Regions from separate parts of the Homo sapiens genome. Here all the other regions are linked to region 2. Evidence: chromatin loops called from intact Hi-C (ENCODE). Cell type or tissue: dorsolateral prefrontal cortex. All regions are shown on one strand. Each heading gives the region's core, and the rest is flanking DNA. Links, peaks and the distances in the headings are about the cores only.

Region 1 (8,162 bases), core at 1,103-6,102, 130 kb after region 2:
CTAACAGGGGGCCATGGTGGTGCTTGGGTCAACTGTCATTCGTGTCCACTCAGATCCTATGTCTAATAGTCCTTGAAAGATCTAGGGGTTCTCCTTTCTCCGGTGTAGAATTACTCAGGTAAATGGCTAAAGGAGTCTCTGGGGAGGATTGGGGGAAGAGCTACCACAGATATTTGGTGTGGTTTGTTGCAGCATCCTTCCTCAAAGGGACCTGACCTCCCCTTCAATCAATGAGTCCTGGATCTTAGAGCTGACTCACATGCAGAAACTGGGTGAGGGATTGTGATTTTTATTATAGCAGCTGACACCAGCCTTCTGCCCACTTGCTCTTGATCTTTTCAGTGACATAAGTCAAGCCAGGCCCTCACTGGCTGCCCGTGATCTCACCTGCAGACACACCATGGTCTATCAGCCACCCCGAGGGGTCCCCGCAGGTCAAGGCTCAGGGTTGTCTTTCTGCTGTGCTTCTCATTACGACAATTACTTCCACCTTGCCTCTGATGGTTCAGTGCCTCCACCTGGACTTTGGTATTCCAGCGTGGTATCATTCCCATTGACTATGAAGCCCAATTCTAAGGCAGCATCTCCTGCAAAAGAACCACTGCAGAAGTTCTCAGGGACACTGATGCCTCCCTAACTAGTGGACGCCTCATTACTGTAGTAAAGGGAGAATTCTCTTTGCTTTTTACCAGGATATTAATCCTCAGTCACTAAGCTCTTCCTTATCCAGCCTTATTTTCTGTCCCTGCCAACCCTGACTCAACACTGTCAAGATCCATTCCCATTCATGTTCTCCCAGTCCCTGCCAGTATTTATTACCCAGGTCCTGTGGCTTTCCTCCCTTGCAGGGATGCTGCTTCGCTGCCTGAACCTTACTGAGACTTGACCATAATTGATCTACAGCAAAGGGGAGAGGCAGGAGCAGATCTTCAGGACAGCAAACATTGTCTGGGAAGGTACCTGACTCAGGGGAGGTCTTTGTCTAATCATCTCCTCTAGCAATTAAGAGGGGCTAACTTCTGCCAGTCCAGTGGTTCCTGGGAATCTGGGGGTTCATGTTCTCAGGAACATCACCCCAGGCTCCCCATCTTGGGTATCAGGGCCCTATATCTTTCTTATCAGGGACCTCACTTCCCATAGGAGATACACCAGGGCTGTGAATTCAACTTCCTTTGTTACTAGAACACTCTGAAAAAGAGGGCCTGAACCTGTTTTTTTTTCCTGATCTGCCTTCCAGCTGCAGGAGATGAAGGTTTTTAAAATGCTTCCCTGGAAGCCTTCTGGCATCCACACTATGTTCTAAGTTGATGGTTGGCTGATCTGAACCTGTCATTTTCTTCTTTCGCGGTTCCAATTACAGCTAAAGACAACTAACCATCTCTACAGACTTTTGCTACCATATTGCTCAAGTGCCAGAGCTATTGCATAAGCTGATGTGTCTCCTTCCAGAGGACTCCATCTTAGTTCACTGCATATGAGGATCTTACAGAACTCAACCGCAAAATGAGTATGATGAGAATCTTACAGAATCTTTCAAAACTCCACTCAACACCAGCTATGGGGTCTTGTGACCATTGGGCTGATAAATGATCCAATTCCACAATCCCATCCCGAGGGTCTGCTTCCCAGGAGCACTTCTAGCCCCAGCTGTCTGAGACTGGGTTATCATCTCCAATTAGATCACAATGCAAGGATTTGAATGCAAGTAGTTTATTTGCAAGGGGACCCAGGAAGCATTAGTAGAGACAGAGAAGGTAGGAAGCCAATAAACAGCATGTTTTCAGGCAAGTGGGGCACCCGGGCTTAGACCCACTGGGGAACTGGGCAGCCTTCCTCAGAGTCAATCACTGCCCTGAGGGATGAGGAAGTTGGTGTATTTATCCAGCTGCACCTCATCTGTCATTGCTTAAGGGCTGCTCATGGGGGCATTAATTTGCTGGAAGCCCAAAACAGCCCTCAGCAGAGAAAAATTATGTGTTCACGTAAGGAACCATTGGTATTCAGAGGTGAGTGCCAAGGAGATATGGACCTGGCATTGTCAGCCTCCACTATGATCTTGTACCATACAAGATACAAGGATAATCTTGTATCATCCTTAGAGTGAGCTAAGGATCATCTTCCCTGAACCCCCTCCCCCCTCCGAGTGGTAGTAGCTGTGAAAAAAAAAAAAACAACCAGAGCACACCCAGCCCAAATGGGGACAGCGCTTGGAAAATCTCTTAGGGAAAGAGAGACAGGGTAGAGGCCGTGCGATCTTGGTGCTGGAGCTGTTAGGCAAGCGCAATGTTCAGGAAGCAGGGTTTCAGCTGGAGAGCTAGGAGACTCTCCTGCCCAGGAGGAGTGGCCTATGGAGGGCTTAATCCGCAAACTACCTTCTGTGGATTAACACTGTGCTCTCCAGGTAACAACGCCTTATCCCAGTTAAGAAGACTCCTCACCGAGTGACTCTTTGGGTGAGAACTGCAGTCACATGCTGTAAGAGAGTCATTTTGAGGTATGTTTTTTTTTGGTAGGATCCCTCAAATTATATTGAAAATACAGCATCAGTTTGCATTTGCATGTGATTTTCAGAGCACTTTCACATGTATCAGACTAGCTGACCCTCCTAACAGCCCAGTGAAGACAGATGAGGGTGAGTATTTTTGTCTTCATTTTACAGATGAGAAAATTGGACTCAGGAAGGTGAAGTGTCCTGCTCAAAGGTCACCATACTGGGTGGCGGTGGAGGAATTCACTCTCAGAGCTTCTGATACTCTGTCATTCAGCGCTGCTTCCTAGGCCAGCATTTCTAAACGCTCTCCTTCCATTCATTATAAAAGGAGCACCTTAGTAGCAGGAGCATATCTGGTTCATTCTGGCATCGCCAGTGCTGGCGTATTCTGGATGCTTCATGTCTGTTTGTTAAGCAAATGAATTTTTAAATCCCCCCAGAGGACTTGGGAAGCCGTGAGGCAGCCGCTATCAACTCTTCTTTCTTGTTTTTCTTCCCAAGTACACTTGCACACAACACACACCAACACAGATGCACACACACACACACTACACACACACACACACTGTCTCACACATTCTCTCTCTCACACACACTCACACACATAGTCACTCTGCCCATCTCTCTGTCACACACACATTCCCCATCTCTTTCTCTCTCTCACACACACGCTCTCCCCATCTCTCTGTGTCTGTCTTACACACACTGTCCCCATCTCTTTCTCACACACACATACACACACACGCACTCTCCCCATCTGTCTCTCACACACACGCACTCTCCCCATCTCTCTCTCTCTCACACACACACACACTCCTATCTCTCTCACACACAATCTCCCATCTCTCTCGGACACACAGGCACTCTCCCCATCTCTCTCTCTCACACACATACACAGACACTCCCATCTCACACACACACACACACACACACACACACACACACACACACTTTCTCCGTCCCTCTCGCCCCCGCTCCCTGGACCCTGAAGGCTGCACTCTTGATGCTTCTTGAAAATCCTCACGCAAGGGAACACCTGAGAAACCTAAGGAACGACAGGGGTCAGAGGAGCCCTAACATGTATGAGGAGACCCGAAATGCTCCCTGGGGCCGGCTTCTGAGTTAGAGGGAGAATCTTTACTGACTGCTGGCAGCGTTGGGATTGTCCCTCTCGCTGTCCCCGGATTTGTTCTCCCCAGGCCGGGGCCCGCTGGAAGAGACTGCCGTTCAGCGGGTGTGCAGTGACCGCAGAGAGCCACAAGAGGGAGCCAGTGCCGCGGGGAGCCGCCGGCCGCCGAGACCCCGGGGCTCAACTGAACCCACAAAAGAAATCTGGGCTGAGAGCCCGAGTGCACAACCAGGAGGCTTCGGGAGCAGGACAGACAGAGAGCATGAGGAAAACCAGAAATATGGAGTAAAACAGAGGGGAGACCAAATTTTAATTAACTTTAATATTAAAAAATAAATGGGTGGAGGACTTTCCTCGTTTACACTGCTCCGATTTGGGGGGGAACAAGCATATGTTTTTTTCATAATTAAGAATGAATAAACATATATTTTAAACAAACTGGAAAAAACAAACAAGGAGCGAGCAAAGAAGTAGGAAAATCTTGACGTTTCCCTGGAGTTCTGGGAAGAGGCAGCGCATTCCCAGCCTTGCCTTTGCGGTGGGGCCCTGCCCCCATTGTTCCTTCTTTACTGTTTCTCCTAAGAATTTTGCAGGCCTGCTGAGGGTTGAGCACACTACCTTTAGCTTGAAATGGAATAGAAGTGAATTAATAGCAGGGAATGTCGATGTTTTGTGATGACTCTTGGCTGACACCATTAAGATACCATTTTTACTCCCTTATGAAGATAATCCCTTAAGTGACTGATGCCATTAATGAACCATAAGCTTCATTGTTAGAACTTCATGAGAAACAATAGTAAAACTGATTTAGTTGCCTCTTGGAAGCCTCTATTGAGAGAACTTGTTTTGTGTATCTGAGGAGGCACAGCTATAAAGCAATGAGAATGTTTTTAATTAAGCATCTTAGTTCTCATAAATCTAATTGACACTTTTCCTACAAACCACGGGGACCAACAGGACTCTTATAAGCAAACCCAAAGCATTTGGCTGAGGAAATTTGCCCCCAGAGTCCATTTAGGAAAAAAAATAATAATAATAATAAATCAATTTATGTCATGCCTCTTCGGGATTCCAAATGTTATTAGCTATATTAAAATGTGTTTTATTCATTTGAATTTAGCTGTGAGTGATGCAAAGCTCTTCTAGAAATTAATCCACCCTCAGAAGATGAAGACTCCCCACCTCCATTGGAGGCTGTGGTGCCAGGAGAAGCAGTGAGGGACAAACGGCAAATGGCCTTGGCGTTAGGGGCTGGAGCTGTCCTTTTGGTGGGAGAAGAGGTTGAACGCCCCAGCTGCCTGTTGGATGCCCTCTTAGCTACCCTGGGCCCAGGCAGCTGATGTGGTTAGAGATGCCTGGGGCAGCCTGGGGAAGTGAAACTTTTATACCTTCCCATTCCTTCCCAACATTTTGCATATCATAATTACATAGAAAAGGCCACTATTTGTGTAAAAAGCTAGAACTGAAAGATATTTGGAGGCATCTGTAGGGGAGTTGGAGAAAATTTTCATTATATTTTCCTATATAATGGTGACTATTGAATTTGTATGAAACTTCCAAAGAAAATCTTCTAACACTTTTAATGAGAAGCTTGAGTTTGCTTCCATGGACATAATTTGTATGTCACCATCACTGACTTTGTATCAGAAGGGGATATGAATTTTAAGACAAGTTTTACAACTGTAAAACTGTAACGATTTGTAACAATTCCTCAAGACCCTTAAATGATAAGTTCTTCAAAGTTTTGATAGTCACCATCACTGACTTTGTATCGGAAGGGGATACGAATTTTAAGACCAGTTTTACAACCATTCAAAAAGTTACATTTGAAATTGTAACAAAAGAGAATTCAACTTTTCTTCTTGTTTCATTGACAAAGGGAATGTTGACATTTCCTGTGATAAGGGAACGGATTTTGAATCCAATGGAATATTTTCAGGTTAAGCATTTCAAAATAAGGGACTCTAATTTGCAGAAAGAGCATGTACCATCAGAGTGCTTGCCTTGCAGCAAATAGCCAGAAGTATCCCAGGAATACAAGACAGAGATTAGGAAGCCTGGACGTTTTCTGTCCCCTCATTCTTTGTTGGTCACACCTTGGGTCCCTGGTGCCAGACTCCTCTGGCAACTGCCTAGATCCCTGATCTAGACAGGCAGTACTGTACTCTACAGCTATGAAGCTGCTCAGGTTGAGGGTTGGGGGACACCTCCTTCACTGCCTTTAACTCACCAGTATGCAACAACCAACTCCAGCATGTAATGCCCCAGGCTTTCGAATTTGGAAATCAGGGTATTGGGGGTACACTAGTAATCTATTGGAACACCCCATGTGTACTGCTGCATACAGTCTATAGCTGGGAAACTCTCTTCTAGTTTAGGCCCAAGGAGTCTTCTCCACTCACACACACTCAACTAGCTCCTCAGGGAGTAGAGCAGAAGGTGATCTGAAGCCACAGCTCCATAGGTATCAGATGCCCTCCACTGACTTTGTACCTGGGGCCACACTCTCTCGGAGCTCACTGGGGTTAGCCGCAGCTACAGAAAGTGGATGTCTTAGGCCAGGTGTGGTGGCTTATGCCTGTAACCCCAGCTCTTTGGCAGGCTGAGGCAGGGGGATCACTTGAGGTCAGGAGTTTGAGAGCAGCCTGGCCAACATGGTGAAACCCTGTCTCTTCTTCAAATACAAAAATCAGCTGGATTTAGTGGTGTGTGCCTGTAATCCCAGCTACTCGGGAGGCTGAGGCAGGAGAATCGCTTGAACCCAGTGGGTGGAAGGCTGCAGTGAGCCGAGATCATGCCACTGCACTCCAGCCTGGGCAACAGAGTGAGACTCCATCAAAAAAAAAAAAAAAAAAAAAAGGAAAAGAGAGAGAGAAAGAGAAAGAAAGAAAGGAAGGAAGGAAGGAAGAAACAGAAAGAAAGAAAGAGAAAGAAAGAAAGAAAAAAGAAAGATGTCTTAGCGTTCCTGTTTTACAGTATCTGTTGCTATTGAATTGTTGCCAACGCCCTCTTTGCTACTTACACTGGAATATCTAAGAGTCGTTCTAGTTGTGGTTGGAACAATAGTGTTACTAGAATAAATGTACTCTCAGCCAAGGTGACCACTTTGAAAGGAATGACACTCATGTGGATTTTAAAGCTCTCACATTGAAATAACCTGCATCTTTCCATCCTTATGTGTTCCTCTATATTTGCAGGTGGAGAATTCTGCAGAATTTCAGAAGCACTGGCTTAGTGTGTTGGTGAGTCAGCATGAAATTCGTTTTGTGAGTGGGCTGCTTCCATGTTCAATCAGCTGTAGCTTCATACCTCTCATTTGTTTATAAACCCCTACTGTGTAAATATTACCCCAGAATTTAGCATCTCAAAATTAGCAGATATTTACCATCTCATAGTTTCTATGGGTCAGGAATCAAGTGTGACCCAGCTGGGTGTCTCTGGCTTAAGAACTCTCAAGAGATTGCAGTCAAGCTGTGGTCAGTGGGGCTGCTGTCTCATCTGAAGACTTGATTGGGGGAGGACTGTCTTCTAGGCTCACTCCTGTGGCTGTTGGTAGGATTTAGTTCCTTGTGGGCTGTTGGACTGGGGACCTCAGGCCCTGGCTGGCTTTGGCCGGAGCCTTCCCTTAGTCTCTTCCCACAGGAGTCTTTCCATAGGGCAGCTTATCACATGGCAGCTGGCTTCCCTCAGAGTGAGCAAGTAAGAGAGAAGAAAAAGTCCCCAAGGTGAAAGCTGCTACATGTGTAACTTAATCTTTTGTGTGATATCTCATTACTTCTCTCACACTCCGTTTCTTACAAACAGGCTGGTAAGTTCAGACCATATTCAAAGGGAGGAGATTCCCCAAGGGCATGAATGTAAGAAGGCGACGGTCACTGCTAGCCATCACAGAAGCCACCTCCCCACCTCCCCAAACACCTGCACTTGTTCCCTTTCTCTGAGGCTGTATCTGGATCCTGAGCTGGTTTCCCCATCCCTCTAGGAGAGGATCATTGCTTGATTCTTGCTAGCATCTCCTTCATATTTGCTCAGTCACTCCTCCATTAAACACGTCTACATTGAGGCCTACTATGCCAGATTCCATGCTGGGCACTGGGAAATCAGCAGAAAACAGGCACCATCTGTATGCACAGAGGTTCTTTCCTTCTGCCCTCTTTCCTGGAACCCTGTGGCTACTGTAATCCTCCTAGAGGACAGCTAGTGCCTGGGTAACCCACAGGATTGCCAGGGCAGAAACACTGTGCCTCTGTCTGTGGCCTCCCTCCTGTGGCCTCTTGCTGGGCCTCCTCCCAATACTGCCTCCCTCATGGGCATGTGCTTCCCCACCAGCCTGACCACCACCCTCTCTTCAGCAGTGAAACCCTGTTTCTCCATCCTGAGAGTCTCCAGTTTAGCACATCCCACTGTCTTCTAAGTGACGGACCCGTTCCTCACGGGGTAATGACTTGTGTAGTGAACCGGAGACAGTACAGGAATCATTCTCATTATTATTATTCTACACACCTGTCCAGGCAGCTACAAAATTAGTCACATTACCACAGC
Region 2 (8,162 bases), core at 1,747-6,746:
TGATCTGATGCTTCTAGCTTCCAGAACTGTGAAAAAACTTTCTGTTGTTTAAGCCACCCAGTCTATGATATTTTATTTTATTATGGCAGCCTGAGCTGACTAGTATATCCTTGTATAAGGGGTTCTTTGTATTTCTCCTATGGGTTGGTCTTTTGTTTCACTCTCTTTATTAGTATATGTTTCTTATCACTTCTTCCACCTTATAGGTAGCTTGAAGGCAGGTCTTTCCTTATACTTATGTTAGCATTCCCTGTGGTGCCCTGCACAAGGTTTTGCCCAAAGGAGATGTTCAATAAACATTTGATGACCTCAAGATAATGCAGTAATTTCTGTGAAGAAGGTCACAGATAACAAGCTTAGGGCAGGAGACTAGGCAGCATTCAAGACTTGGGCTCAGGTAGAAACGGCAAGATATAGGATTTCAATGTGAAATTTGGAGATTAGCAAGGACAGAGGTTCTCAACAATGATCAGTGAGAAAAGTGAAATGGCCAACATGTCTCCAAGTAAGGCATATTCTTTTTTGAGTATTTTGCACTTTGCAAGCCATTATGTAAAATTATGTTTTGGCTTGGCTGCTTCAAATTAACTTTGAAAAAAAAATTGTTTTTGAGTTACAGTTTGTCTAAAGCAAATGAGTTTAAAGGCTGAAATCGAGAATGGGTCATATCCTTAATAATTTTATGTAGTAAAAGATATTTTTAAAAGAACTACCAATCAACTGAAAAATCCAAAAATCCAACAATGGCAGCCACTGCCCCCCAAAGAAATGAAATGAAACAAAACAAGCAAAACAAAAAATATTTTGTTTATTGCACTTCAAACTCTAGTTTATTGGGAACCACTTAAAATTGACATAATGTTCTTAAGTGGAGATTCAGGGGTGATGCTGTGATTCTGTGTATTTTCTGCGGGATGCCAAGTGTGTTCTGGGGGTCATGGTAGAAAACAGAGAGGGACTTTGCCATAAATGTCTCAAGATATCCCTCTGTGAGGATAGAAGAAGTGGGGGAGATTTATTTATTTATTTTCTCTGGAGCATCCTTCATTGCCATCTTGCTAATCTCCTGAGTGCTACTGGAAACAAGGACTTTCTAGTATCACCAGCGCTGAAGCCCAACAGTACATGGGATGAAAATGGAGTAAAGTTGACTCTACCAACCTATCCACCTAAGAGAAACCAGCACGTGGATGAATGGATGTCACAGCCTGGAGCAAACTCTTAGACTTGTGTTCTCCAATAGGTGAGCCACTAGAGCCACAATTGGCTGTGAGCATTCAAAATTTGGTCAGTCCAAATTGAGATTGAGATGTGAGTGTAAAATATGCACTAGATTTCAAAAACAGTTAAAAGAATGTAAAATAACTCATTAATATTTGCTTATTAATTACATGTTGAAATAATATTTTGTATATATTAAGCTAAAATATGTTATTAAAATATATTTACTTGTTCCTTTTTTAATTTGGTAACTTGAAAATTTAAGATTACATATGTGAGTTATGTTATATTTCTGTTGGACAGAGTCTAAGGCTTAACACCACCAATGGACAGATGTATATCCTGGTCTTGACAGAACGCAGAGCTTGCAGGAATTTGTTTCTTTTTGTATGAATCATGCCAAGTGGTGTATAAATGCAGTTTTATTGTTTGTGTAATAGCCCTCTGCACATCCAGAGAGTCTTTTTATCTGAAGATCTCAAACATTAATTAATTCTCACTGAATAGCTGAGGAAGGCCACTGTGTGCACGCGTGGCCTTTCCTTGGTGTATGCGCAAGTAAAGAGAGTAGTGTCTCTTCTTATAAGGGCAGTAATCCCATAGGACCAGGGGCCCACTCTCAAGACCTCATTTAACCCTCATTACCTCCCAAAGTTCTATTTTACAGATGAGAAAACTGAGGCATTGGGGAGATTTAAATAATTTGCTTAGGGCTACCTAGAGTAGGGTGGCAGAGCTCAGAATAGAGAATATGAGTAATATGAGTCATTGTAAATAATCACACATCTACCAGCAAATAATACCTTTTTTCTCCAATCAGGTGAACTCCATCAAGGTAGGAACCATGCTTTTAATACTATTAATACTATTAATATTTCCAACTAGTAAAATACTGAATGTGCAGTGAATATTACAAAATAGTACAGTAATAGTCATTGTTATCAGATCTAATACCTTTTGGCATTAACTATTAGATAAAGTACAAAAGTGGTAAATACATGGTCTTTTTAATTGTATGCAATTTTTCAAATGCCGTCTGAGGGAAGGAATCATTATTATCTGTTAGTTTGAAAGCAGACAAGTAAATCCCACCTTTGATTAGTTCACTTGTTTTTAAAATTTCATTTCCTACTTTGAAGAGAAGACATTGCAAGCAAAAGCATGTTGCTCCAGATTTGGATTCCAGACTGGCAGAGGAAGGACGAAGCTTTGAAACTCTGGTGCTCTTAGTAACATTCTTCTGTCATCTTCCACTTGTGATATAGCTCTCCTTTTATAAGCTCGGGCATTAGAGCTTTGGTGAGTGAATTTTCTCAAAAGAGGCCATCTTTATCCAAGTTAAATAGGGGAGGGAAGGCCATAAGAAACACACATCAGGCTTCCTGGACAAAAGCTACATGGAGCAGTTTTTCCCCCAGTCTTCACATTATTTTTTTCTTGCACTGTGTAAGAAAGAAAGAGAGAATAAAATCTGCTACTACTATGATTACATTTCCTTTGATTGAGCCTGATTGTCAATGGTACTCTAAAATACTGGGCCACTAAAGTGTACAAGTTTAGGAGTAGAAATGGGGAGTTATAGAAACCATTTATTCATTTCCTCAACAATGTGTATGTATCCTGTATTATGTATTCAAAAAATATTGATCACAAATGCATGAGTGAAAGATTTCTACATCTCCCTAATTCTGCTCCTTCTAAAAATCATTTGAATAAAGTATATTTTCCAAGAGTGGTTGAAGGATGTTAATTTTTGCCAATACACAATTGTATATACAGGGGAGTATGTTCATATAATGCCCTGTTTACTTTCATTGCTGGTACAGTTAAGCCTGATCAGTTCTCAGTGTATCATCTTGTCCTTGTGACAGGAAATATGACTAGAGTGCTGAAAGGTTTTTAATTATACTCAAGGTTACCTCAAATAATGATAGTCTACTTGTGGGCACATGTCTTAGAGGAGAATCATAGTCTGTGCTTTGTGCATGAGACAGATTCCTTCATTTCCTTTGCTTTTTGCTTGAACCGGAAAAATGGTTCAGAGAAATTCATGCATACTTCCCTGCCATCCCCACCCAGCAATGGTGAGGCTGACGCATGACGTATAAGTTAGTGTGAGGAGAGTTTCAATACCTTTGGTATCTTTGATACTCCAGGCTCAGAATGGAATAGGGGTTGGGGAGGCAGGAGTGAGTAAATGACCCCCCAAGGAAAATGCTGCAGACTCCATCTTAGAAAATCCTCTGCAATGCCAGGTGTGGTGGTTCACGCCTGTAATCCCAGGACTTTGGGAGTATCACCTGAGGTCAGGGGTTCGAGACCAACCTGGCCAACATAATGAAACTCTGTCTCTACTAAAAATACAAAAATTAGCTGGGCGTGGTGGCACACACCTGTAATCCCAGCTACTCAGGAGGCTGAGACAGGAGAATCATTTGAACCCAGGAGGCGGAGGTTGCAGTGAGCTGAGTTTGTGCAATTGCACTCCAGCCTGGGTGACAGAGCGAGACTCTGTCTCAAAAAAAAAAGGAAATCCTTTGCACTGGATATTTTTATTCCTTCAATGCTACTGAATTCCACTTTGGCAGTGTGAGGGTGTGAGGGCAGGGGGAATAGGAAGGGTGAGGTAGGGGAGATGATATATGCATGTTGAGTCCTTTAAAAACTTCCCCCCAAATGGTCTCTGCAAATCTCATTGGTCACCATTTCCTGCCATTCAGTTTGCCCAGATGTATTTAGTTTCTGTTGTTGCAAAGCCATTCAGCACCCCACCACCAGAAGAGGGTAATATTGGTTCTAGCACATCTCTGTTGGCAGAGAAATCAGGAAGACTTTGAAAAACAGTGATCGTTTAACTTTGCAGTATAATGGATGGTTTTGTAGGCCTTTTTAGCTGACTTTGAAGTTGAGATCTTTTACACAATTAAATCTAGTTGTTATGGGTTCATGCCAGTCAGAAAGCACGAAGAGTTGTGTTTTTCAATACCTGGAGGAAAGAGGCAGTCATTGCATGGATTGACGCCTCAGAGCCCTATAGTCTACAAAAAGGTCTATAAAATCCAACCATCTTCATTCTTTCAGTAACTATGCTAAATCTGTAGTAGCTAACCTGCCAGGAAGTATTGTCTGAATGACAACTGAACAGACAGTGGGGATAATCATTCCAACTTAGATACGTATTTAATAAAGCTTATGCAAAATATAAAAAATTTAAAATGATACATTGAAGTCATGAGAATACAATCGCCTTTGAGCAGAGTTAATGAATTGATGCCATTTCACAGCAGGAGAAGTGGGGAAGGTAGGGGGAAAATAATAGACTAATGGAATTTCAGGGTGTTTGGAATTCAAGAAGCAAATGTTTCCACTTCTGATGAGCCCTCTAAGGACAATTCCTGGAACATGGCCTGCAGAAATTCTGTACAACCGCAGCCCTCTCACTTCTCCAGCAGCAGCAAGACACCACCGGGCAAGACCATGGTGCTTTCTGCCCAGGCTCTAATTCATGCCTGCAGAATAACAATCTGCTCTTGGTGCACCAAGCACAATGCAAGCCCTCTAAGCTGCCACTCATGCGGGGCCTGCTAACACTCCCGGCCCTTGTTTCTGATTCTTGGCATTGTTGGCGCAGGGAGTGTGGGGAGAGTCACATACTTCCATGCTGGGAAAGGCAGGGCCCCTGGTGGCCCAGCAAGTCATCAGACAGCCTGGGCAAGAGCAGCAGCCAGATGAGCTAGAGGGCAGCTTGAACCTCTTGGCAAACTTGCCAAACATTGAGGAATCTGGGGATTGTGGTTCCAAAAAGTCTGGTTTCTTTTGGAACCAGACTGAAGCATGAATTTGAGTTGGGGACAAGGGATCCCCCAACTCAAAAAAAAAAATCCACCTCATTAAAAATTCCTTTGGCATGGCATATTGCTACAGAGTCTGATTGTAGTGCCAGTGTCTTTCTAACACCCTTCAAATAACAGTGCTGACAAATTCCTAAGCAGCCGTCAAATTACATGATCTTGACCTGGTTGGATAAAAAGTGATGCTAGCACAAAGGTGATTGATTGAGGATTATGACAGTCAGACAGATGACACAGTGAATATTGGAAGTATTAATAGCAAGCTTATTCCTAATCTTTACACTGTAGGCAAAAGAAGTAACATGTCAAAAACACCACAGAATATTTTTATTATGGGAGGAGGCAAAACGTTCTTAAGCTTATAATGTAGTGGCACCTTATAGGTAAGACTTAAAGCCTCAAAGCTTTGTTTTAAAGCAACGACTGGTGTTGATTCTCAGTCAATTTAAAGGATGAAAAGGGCTGTAAAACTATTTTACGGTAGGAATAATAGCTACCACTTTTTAAGCACTATGTTACAGGGATTTTAAATATATTAGCTAATTTAAGCCTAATGGCAGCCTTGTCAGGTAGGTACCTTTGTCCCCAGTTTATATACAACTGCAAATTCTGAGACAAAGGATAGTTAGACAGTTCTGCCTGATCCCAAAGCCAGTGCTCTTCAATTCACTGCAGTAAGCCACCTCTCTGGAGCTGAAAGGAGACATGAAACTAGGGACATGAGATAAATGGATTTTTTTTCTCTAAAGAATTGCCATTTTTCTGGATCTTGGATAGAGCTTTATCTTGAGAAGTAACCACGCTTGCTCTTCACAGACAAGATACAGCAACATCTAATATGGAGAAAAACTGTGAGCATTTCCACTTCTGATTAATGAATCAAAACTGAACCAATAAAGTCTAGCCTTTGTGACAGTTCTTTGTCTCCTCCTTGGCCAAGAATTTCTGTACACACTGAGTCAGAGTGTCAGCACTCTCTTAACTTGGCGCACGCAACTTGACATGAGTCACCAGAAGGATTTGAAACTTCGGGTTGGAAAAAGCCACTGCTGTTAAGTTGGTACAGACAAAAATATTTGGGCGTCAACTCTTGTGTTCCTGGATATAGCTTGTTCGTTCATCTGTGTGTTGATTCATTCAATAAATATTCTAATGTACCCAATAAAATACAAAATACTGGGTAAAAAGTTTAATTAGTAAACAAACAAACAAACAAACAAAAAAAAACAGTGAAATCAAGTGTCTCACCTCAACCCCTAGTTTCTCTGTTGAGGGACAATCACTGCTAGCAGTTTCTTGGAGGATCCTTCTAGAGATATTCTAGGCATATTATGTGCCTTTCCCTTGGTTTACATAAGTGTTATTGCACCCCTGCAATAGCCTGGGCACTGATTTATGTAAAGTGATGATCAAGACTTGGGCCCTGTCCCTGAGGAGGAAATAGAACATAAACCAACTTCCACTTTATGATTGACAAGTTCCCTGATTGGAGGTACTTATAGGAGTGGTGGTGGTCTGAGTGAATCAGGATTGAAATATCAATGTGTCTTATCAGCTGTCACAAGTAAATTGTTGTTATTAATAGTGAAGTGCCAGCATTTGAAAATTATTTTTTAAAATAGGATAACATGTATTCCTGTGATAATTTCAACCTCACTTGCATCCTAATTTGCTTGTGAGACAGAAAAGTGTGGAGATTAAGCTGTTTCACTGAGAATTGTGCGTGACGCTGGACACACCCATGGTAGGTTCTCTTGTGAATGTGATCTGGTGCATATCCCAGGGAGCTGAACATTTTGTACAATCAGGGTACAAGAAGAGCATAATTTCTTCATTTTCTGGGGGACAATTAGAAAGTTTTCCCTAAATAGTATATGCTCCCATTTAGTGGGGTATGGTTTTCCTAGTTGCCTGGTTTCAAAATATTCATCCTTACAATGGAAGGGAAGTCAGGAAGTGATAAAACCTCCCATCTGGATTGAATACAGTTTGGGACAGTAGTTTGTGCACGGTGAGGCAGATAACACTTTGCAGATTTAGGAGACAGCTGAATCTGATGCATGTGGATGCAAGCTACTGGTAGAAGGCTTGGAGCAAATCCTTTCAATGCAGCTTGGATTTATGGGAGATTTTCAGGCGCCTGTAGGCTTTGAAGAGGCGTACAGTAGTATTTGGTTCACAAAGAGTTCACGTTTACTTCGGTTCACCTGGATTCTCACTCCCAATTGAGTTTTATTTCCAGTATGCTTGTAAACCAACTCCAGACTCGGATGCAAACTCGGCTCAATGTCTGATAGGGAGTTAAAGAGAGAAAATACAAAATGGCATAAATGAGTTTCACATGATTTCCAATCCAAGCTATGAGCTGGCTCTGGCTCGCTCAATCAGCCAGGAGCAGAAAAAGTTTTGCAAACTTCAGTGACCCTTGCAAAAAACCTGGTCTACATCCTGCCTTCAGGAGAAAACCCAGAACCGGTTAGATGTGCCCTGTTTTGGTTTCTATTACAGCTTGCCTTGCAGCCGTCCTAGGAGAGACTGTGGCCCAAGTACATTCTCCTCTTGATCTTCTAAATGTGCCCCTCTAAGGGGCAAGAAGGTTTGCTTTTATTATGGCACATAAGGCAAAAATGTGTCTTGGAATGAAGCACAGCTGAATTGCTGAGGGCAGGACTATAAAATACAATCTTTCCCAAGGATTTTCTTCCTTAGGAGCTCAAATGGCAGCCTAGCTTGACAGCAGGGGCTCTATGCTGACTTAAGTTTTTATATCATGTCAGAAAAATATAAATATAATTATCTTCCTTCGTTAAAGAACCCACAACCCAAATTTGTACAGTTAGTCAAATTTCAGTTTAAAAAATACTGAAATATGTTATTATCCTTTTAAAAGTCATCTGTACAACACTATGATATAGGGCATAAGGTTTGAGAGGGATTTTTTCTTCCTTTCTTCCTTTTTTTCCTTTCTAAGTCATATGAAGCAGAACTAGATCTGAGTGAAATCTTGCCTTTTCACGTAGTTTTTTTCCCTAGCTAAGTTAAATAAAGCACAAAAAGAGTGCATTTCCCAAGTACCTTATGAGATCCTGT
Region 3 (8,162 bases), core at 1,986-6,985, 110 kb after region 2:
AGCTGTAGTTAGAAGCTTGGCTTGGGAATCCATTGATTGAAATTGTTTGGACTGGCAGTAGAACAAAGTACAAATGGTTAAGCAGATTCCTCAAATTCTGCTAAAACAAGAGGAAAGATAAGAAAACCAGAAATGTCGCCTCCATCCTGGCCAATGTAGAAGAGCTAATAGGTGAATGACAGCATATTTTTAATCCATAACGGAATGTTGGTTTCTTTTCTTGTTTAATGGCTTCCTTTCTTTAGGAGAACCTGATACGAGCAAGCAGAATTCTGGAAGGCAACATCTTGAGAGCCCTGAAGTGACAATGGGATTCTGGGAAAGTCAATTCCTGGAGCCCCAGTCTCTTCATCTGCAAAATAGAAATAATGATTACAATGGACACTCTCCTGCCTGCTGGGTGGCATCACAGGAGACAGTGTTTTAGAAAGTCCTCTGTATGTTCAGGGTAGCATTAACACCACCTCCCACTGCCTCCCGCCAATAAGAGCCTACAAAAGAAACACAGCCAGGTAAACTGAGTCAGTAAGCACTGGATTTGGGAGTTTGAGTATTTCCAAGCAGAAGTCATGAGGTCAAACTTTGTAATACTAATAGGAAGAAGCACAGGAATCCCATTTCTTTGATCAATTTATTAATTTTTTAGTAAATTCTCTCTCATCAATTGTGCTATAATGTTTTTGCATCCCAGACAGTTTTGTACAATATCATGTGTTTCATGCTCCTTGTTCATCAATATAATGCAGTTAGTTGGCAAAATAGTTACAGGAACTGAGGTTACCCTTTCTATTCAGCACAGAGGGGAGATATGGAAGGAACGTTCAGGAATATATTTCTACCTGGGTTTCAAGTAAAGGTGGCCATTGGCACCAGTTAGGGCTGGACTCTGGGTAATTATGGGGCATGCAGACAGCTCCATCCCTTTACCATAGCAGGCATCAGTGATCTACCACAGCACCTTTCCCCTTCTTAGACCTGGAGATGGCCTCAGAGCCCTTCCCAGCACAGTGGTAACTGGATCAGATCACAGTAAAATGCATTCGTCACGCCATGTCTAGGCACTGATCAGAAGCCATGACTCTTCATTATCAAGCTGTTAAGCAGCTATTAGGTGATGCCCTAATGCCCTACTGAGAAAATTAAACCAGTAACTTACAGGTTTATGACTTATTCTTTCATTTTTTGAGCTCTTATTGGTTGCGCTTAATTCAAACAAATAAAACAGGGTAGCAGAGTTAAACCAAATGCTTGGGTTGTAATTCCCAAGTTCTTTTCTCTTCTTCCAGCCACACAGGATATTTGATCCTTTTAATGCCTTTAACTGTTGGCTTCAAACAACTGTGAAGAAGAGAAGGAAACCTGACACTTTAGCTGGATGATGTTTATACAGATGCAGCTTCTTCCTTCACATATTTGGTTAGGAGGAGCTCAGTGAGCTGGAGGCTGAATCTCAGGAATGTTTAAATAAAGTGACATTGACACAGACCCTGAGCAACATTTGCAAACCCCATTCTAACCTCACTTAGAGCTGAGGTTCTTAATCTTTACTGGACATGGATTCCTTTGGCAGACTGGTGAGGTTTATGCATCCCGCTCAGAATACTATCTTTATATAAAACAGTAAAAGAAAATAAATTGGGTTATAAAAAGAAAATACATTGGGCTAAAAATGCATCTGGGCATACTGAAATACAGTTATTAAAATATTTTTTAAAGTCTATGATAAAGATTTTTATATGTTCTTATTTATTAAACATTATACAAAAAGATCTAATGGCAAGTTAAGTAACTTCCATAATTTTGCAATAGTGATCAGGGCAAATATTTTGAGATATCAGGGGTAACTATAATGTTATATGAAACTATCTTGATTTCTATTGGTGACTAAGCCACAGGTACCAATAAGACTACTGTAGTTTGTTACCATATTTAAACTGATAAGAACAGATACTCCACTTGATCTTAGCTAAAAGGCCGAGAAGCGATGTTACCATATTTAAAATAGAAAACTTGCTAAATTTCAGAGAGAGGTTAGTGGAAATAGTGATTCCTCCTCCAGTCCAACTAGTCTGTGAACCCTTTGGATTATGTCCAGGGACCCCAGTAATAAACCTTGGACAAATTTGAATGTAGAGACCTCTGAGCTATCAGGTGTAATATTCCCACCACTAATTCTCCACTTAGAGAATTCCTGAGGCGGCCGGGCACAGTGTAATCCCAACACTTTGGGTGGCCGAGGCGGGTGGATTGCTTGAGCTCAGGAGTTCGAGACTGGCCTGGGCAACATGGCAAAGCCCCGTCTCCACTAAAAAAAATAAAAATAAAAATACAAAAATTAGCTGGGCATGGTGGTGCCTGTAATCCCAGCTACTTGGGAGGCTGAGGCAGGAGAATCCCTTGAACGCAGGAGGTAGAGGTTGCAGTGGGCTAAGATCGTGCCACTGCACTCCAGCCTGGGAGACAGAGTGAGACTCTGTCCCCCACCCCCACCCCCCACCAAAAAAAAGGAAAAGAAAAGAAAGAATTCCTGAGGCAGAAGAAAAGGGTCTTATATGGATTGCTTTGTTTGGTGTGAGACTGCCTTGCCCTTCTCTTCAAACAGAGGATCTTCTTTACTATTAGAGCTTTTTCCTCAAGGGTCACATGGGGTTTAAACACATTCTCTGGTCTAGAAAGTGCGCACCCCTGCGGATGTGAGGAAATGGGAGCCTACCCAGGTGAAGCCACCTGACCCACATAAATAAACAGTGGGAAAGGCCATCCACATTTTCTATCCCTGGCAAGTTGAAAAGTTAAGGTGGCCCCAAACTCTTGCTAGATCTGACATGAACCAGAGGTTGAATCTGGGACATACAGTCTGGGACTCTGTTGTCTAGCGGGGTTGAACTCAGCTCCCACCGGCACCAGATAAGCTTAGAAATTTTCTGCAGGCTTCGGTAGGGGAGATGCTAAAGAGCAAAATGACCCCTAAGCCTATCTGGTGTTAGTGGGAGCTGCTTTAACAGTGTATCATCTAAATATTTGTTGGTGCTAGATGTTCTGCTTTGTTGTTGGCTCAGTACTAGATAACAAAATCACAGATGTGTGAGAGGCATGTGTGCTTGGAGGTGGAAGCTGGGTAAGAAGAGACATTTTAGGCTGGGAGCGGTGGCTCACAGCCGTAATCCCAGCACTGTGGGAGGCCGAGGCAGGCAGATCACCTGAGGTCAGGAGTTTGAGACCAGCCTGGCCAATATGGTGAAACCTCATCTCTACTAAAAATACAAAAATTAGCTGGGCGTGGCAGCGGATGCCTGTAATCCCAGCTACTTGGGAGGCTGAGGCAGGAGAATCACTTGAACCTGGGTGGAGGTTGCAGTGAGCCAAGATCAAGCCATTGCACTCCAGCCTGGCGGACAAGAGCAAAACTCCGTCTCAAAAAAAAAAAAAAAAAAAAAAGAAGAGACATTTTAGAAAATATTGCCATTGAGATAATGTGCCTCTGACATATTACAATTTAAATTCACACTGTAATTTGGCTTATATTCTCTATGAGAGCATTAAAGTTGATTCCTTATTTGAATTGCAATTTCACTTCTTTATTTACTCAGAGATGATCACAGAAGGGTTCCCTAGAATTACTTAATGCTAGAAAAATAGCTCCCAAGAGTCAATCAAATTAACCATCCCTTCCTAACAATATAGAATCCAGCATACTTTGGTTCTCTCATTTGACATTTTGCATGATGACAGTTGCAGAATTTGACTTCTGGGCATTTTGGTTTCTCCCCAATTTAGGAGAATGCCCAGAATGCAGAAACATGAGAAGAATGAACAAAACAAAGATGACTTTATAGGTCTCCTTTGAAGAGCTTTGCATTTCTTCCAATTGCTTTCTCCCAGACTAAAAAAAAAAAAAAATTACCTCAGTAATATATTCTCGGGTAAAAATATAAACAATATAGAAGCAAACTGAGCAGAAAGTGAAAGTCCTTCTTTGCCATCCTCCAATCCCACTTCCCTCCCCAGAAGTTAAGAATCTTTCCAGACCCTTTTTCTATGTGTTTATATATGTGCATGTATATAGATGCACAAAAATACATGACCGCAAGCAAGATGCATATATTTCTTTACATAAATGGGAACGTATACACTATATATATTTTCCTATGACTTGCTTTTTTATTTACTAATATTTCTTGGATATCTCTCTACATATAAAGCTATCTTATTTTTTTTTTAAAACTACATATTATTCCATAATATATATGAATGTACTGCGTTTGTTTAAGCAATGTCTATGGATAGACATTCAGGTTGCATGCAGCTTGGGTTTTCTGATTTGTTTGTTTTGTTGCTATTAGAAACAGTAATCCAAATTTATTCTACCTCCTTTAAGCTGATAAAAACCATCCCTAGATGTGGATTTTCTCTCTCTATTTCTGCAGCAATAAGAGTGCAGATGGGTAGGAAAGGGAGAGAATGCAATTCCTTTTCTTCCTTCTGACCACCTTCTTCCCACCTTCCACCTCCCACTTCCTTCCTGTCCACAATATACAAAAAGAGAGCTCCCTCTACTGGGAATGCCATTGCCTTCCTCCCGCTCACCTGGGTAACTCCTTTCTTCCTGCAAATTGCACCTCACTCCATCTCCCCAAGGTCTCCAGCTCACCACCTGGGAGGTCAAGGGCCTTCCTTCATGTTCTTTTGGCCCTCTCTGTATCCGACATCATATTAAAGTTACCCATCCAGACACCGGCCCCTGAGGGGAGAGAAGGAACTCACCGTGTATCCTCAGCACCTAGCACCCGATCAGCTGCGGCAGGAGCCCAGGGGCATACCTGGTGACCTGAAATGAAGGACCTCCAAGTGAATAGATCTTCACATAGTGTGCACTTGGTTTAGTTACCATTAAATCCATGTTGAAGCCAACAGCATTAAATGATGAATCACCTGGATAACATCGGAGCCTCGGACAAGGTGTGCAGACTAAGAACAGGATTTCAGAAATGTTAAAATAACACACATCAATGCCAGCATTCGCCGGTCCTTTCTATGGCCTTCCCCACACTCATCACATTGGTAGGGATCACTCTGATATTGGCAGCAGGCTTCTGCCAACTGAAAAAGAGCAATACCTGTTCTGCAGGTTCTATTTTTAATTTTTATTAACATTTTTACCTGTGCCCTGCTTGATCTCTCTCAGGCAGGCTGTTCTGATAAAACCAGTTTCGTTATGTCCTTTCCCTGGTGCATTTCTGCCCAGAGGGAAGGCTAAGCACACAGAAGAGCCCGGAGACAGTTCCATCTGGAGTAGCCAGCGGGTCAGACCACAGGGCTAATCCTGAAACTAGACCATCAGGTATCTTGGAGATCAGCTAGTCAGTACTGGAGAAAAGGGTGGCTTGGAAGAGATGGATCTCATTTTATGGAAAGCACAACAAACACTGGTTCCACCCTGCCACCAGCTTGCTGCTCCCTAACTCAACTTGTAGAGAAATTCTGAAGAAAACTGGCAATCAGCCAAAACTTCCCACTCCGGCTTGTACAGCTGAACTCTGATATCCACACAGCCGCCCCAACAGTGAAAGAGAAGGAAGAGGGATGAGGAAAGGAGGTAGTGGAAGGAGCGGTGTGGACTGGTTCTTCTTCCTACCCTTCATTCTACAGAGAAGCACACTGACACCCACAGAGGTGAAGGGTCTGAGCCCCTCACTGTTGAGTTGGCGGCAGCCCTCTGGGAATTCAGCCCTCCTCCGTGCCAGTCTCCATGCTGTTCCTATGCCCTGCATGTTGAATAGGTACAGTAGTTATCGACCACACTTCTGGTATAATCTATGGCTAGGTGAGGGATCTACTAGGCCTTAAATGCCTCCTCCACTTGATTTGCCAATTTCCCATATAAAATAATGGTTTTATTCATTGGTTCTTTTATAAATGCAAATACCCCTGGGAGAGGCAACATAGCCTTAAAGGATTCATTAAATCTTTTCTGCAAAGTAGATGAACCATAGTTCATGACCTGGTCTGGCTGCTCCTACAGCTGTAAACTCCCACTGACCCAGATTCTTCCTGGCAGCCCACAGGAAGATGAGTGTGCGATGACTGGCAGATTAGCTCTTTCAGGTGGAAGACTGCCAGAGAGATGTGCCAGCACTCTCCTTGGCGGCAGAGGGTGGGAGAGCTTGCCTGGGAGTGAGGTGTATCCTCAGGCTCCTAAATCACCTGTGTGTGTCCATGCCCCCTCCTTCTCTCCTTGCGGTGGATTCCTTAGGTCTTTGCCAACTCCAAAAGCAGGGGTGCCTTCAAACCCTGACAGCTGCGCTGATCTGGTGGCTCTACCTTTAATAGCTATTTTAGGTTCCTTCTAAACCTTGTCGAGTCTCCACACTTCTACTTAGTTGGAGGCACCTAGAGTGAAAAACAATGTATATACAGTAGCCCCCATTATCTGCAGGGGTATGCCTGAAACTGCAGATAGTACAGAACTTTATACAGACTATATATTTTCCTATACATACCTATGATAAAGTTTAATTTAAACACTAGGCACAGTAAGAGATTGGCAGCAATAACTATAAAATAGAACGATTATAACAATATACTCTAATAAAATTTATGTGTATGTGGTCTCTCTCTGTTTCTTAAAATATCTTATAATACTGTCCTGCAGGTAACTGAAACCACAGAAAGCAAAACTGTGGATTACGGTGGGGGAACTATCGTACCACGTATACTACAGCAGCTACAAATGCTAGGAAGATTGTTTAAAGAAGCCTGGCCCCCCTCTTCCTCTTCGAGTTCCCTTGTGAGGATGAATAAAGGAAAGTAATGCATCCAAAGCTCACTGAGCTCCTTGGGGAGAGGGGGTATGAATGCCCAGATTCCGTGGTTTTACACCGGGCATTTAATAATACCACTGACAGCTAGACTTTCTCCTCCCTAACAGAATTTGATTGCATGAATCACCCAAAGGTCTTCTTTGCAAGAGAATTTTTTAAAAGTCAATGAAAGTGGAAAACATCATAGTCTTCCAATAATGACTGACAACAGGCAAGGTTCTGCTAAAACTGGGGGAGGGGGTACAATTCCTATGGGACATGGAGAGTTATTCCTCTCTGGAAAGTCTCAGAGACCAGAGAGGTAATGGGAAACACAAAAGCGAGTTTGACTACTGAAATTTAATAAGGCCTGACATTTCTGTGCCTAATCCTCATATATATTCCATTATGGTGATTTTCAAGACAGGCCACCAGAATGAGGCTGTCTTATGCATACAAAAGGGAGGCAGAAGGCAAGGGGAAGGAGGGGCTGTACTCACTATAAAAATAAGAGCAATCACAAATAATCTCAACAAAACTTTTGGAAAAACCAGTACTGATTTCCATTTCTCAAGAAATTCTCCCTTTAAATTATTCTGCCAGGCTCCAGTGAAATCCTAAATCAAGTTTTTTATAGGCTTAAAACACAAAATCCAATGTAAAACTAAACATTTTAAAAATAGGTACATGAAATGACATTATGGAAAACCAGGAGAAAGAAAGTTTGGTAAGTCAACTCTTTCTAAAATATTTCAGCCTGCCTGGATCTCTAGACAAGGAAGGAATTCAGAACCCAGCTGCATAGCTTCTCTCTGTGGCTGGTCAGGCATTCTTCAGTGGCTCTGGTGGCAAAAAAGCTTAAAACTTGCTTCAAAAAAACAAGCAGCTCCCATCCGGGACTGTTAGAACTCTGAAAACCAGGCCTGTGTTCACACTGGCCCAATCAGTGAAAGATTACATGTCTCATATAAGGCTGCAGTACCATCTACCCTTGAATAGAATGAGTAATTTTGTGCTATTTTTGGATGGTGCAGTGCTTTAAAACAAAGTGATAAATTAAAATGGCCTCAGTAATGCAGCAAAAATGTTAAACTGTTTGAAGGCAAATGGAAAATGTGGCCTTAGTATACAAAGAAGGAGCCAGCAGATGGAAAGTTTTGGAGTCTCTCAACTGAGTTAAGAAGAATGGCAGCCAATCAGTCTGGTATTGAATTTTGGAAACTATGCTGTGCCCAGTATTGTGCCTGGGCATGAGGAATTATTAAAGAGAAATTATTATTTTTTTTTTGTTTCTAAGTCCCCAGTTAGATAATTCCTTGAGGGCAGGCACATCATTTGTTTTTCCATAATAAGACCTAGACT

What was found. Peaks named below come from ENCODE experiments on the same cell type or tissue, not always from the same donor. Only the 100,000 strongest peaks of a DNase experiment are listed, where the experiment ranks them.
Region 1: a loop joins it to region 2, with 4 times the contacts of the local background. A loop is called at or near these places in 13 of 110 quality-filtered maps.
Region 3: a loop joins it to region 2, with 2.8 times the contacts of the local background. A loop is called at or near these places in 13 of 110 quality-filtered maps.

What each region holds. Positions count from the first base shown.
Region 1 is chr3:150,217,031-150,225,192 of GRCh38, reverse strand. No RefSeq gene overlaps it. Among named protein-coding and RNA genes, the nearest start is that of LINC01213, 17 kb to the left of the region's middle. In dorsolateral prefrontal cortex, for the core only: a CTCF peak has its summit at 3,762 (motif pointing right); a DNase peak (open chromatin) is centred at 3,742; H3K4me3 peaks cover 870 bases.
Region 2 is chr3:150,346,578-150,354,739 of GRCh38, reverse strand. It overlaps LOC107986141 (a long non-coding RNA gene), which reads right to left. Exons shown (of 3, transcript XR_001740958.1): 2 at 6,321-7,362; 3 at 1,451-2,663. Among named protein-coding and RNA genes, the nearest start is that of LINC01214, 27 kb to the right of the region's middle. In dorsolateral prefrontal cortex, for the core only: a CTCF peak has its summit at 4,858; a DNase peak (open chromatin) is centred at 4,829; H3K27ac peaks cover 945 bases.
Region 3 is chr3:150,235,601-150,243,762 of GRCh38, reverse strand. LINC01213 (long intergenic non-protein coding RNA 1213) reads right to left here and starts at 5,244. Exons shown (of 3, transcript NR_110168.1): 1 at 5,161-5,244; 2 at 4,765-4,828; 3 at 3,557-3,883. It also overlaps the pseudogene LOC124906376. In dorsolateral prefrontal cortex, for the core only: a CTCF peak has its summit at 4,534 (motif pointing left); no DNase peak of the experiment used is centred there; H3K27ac peaks cover 56 bases.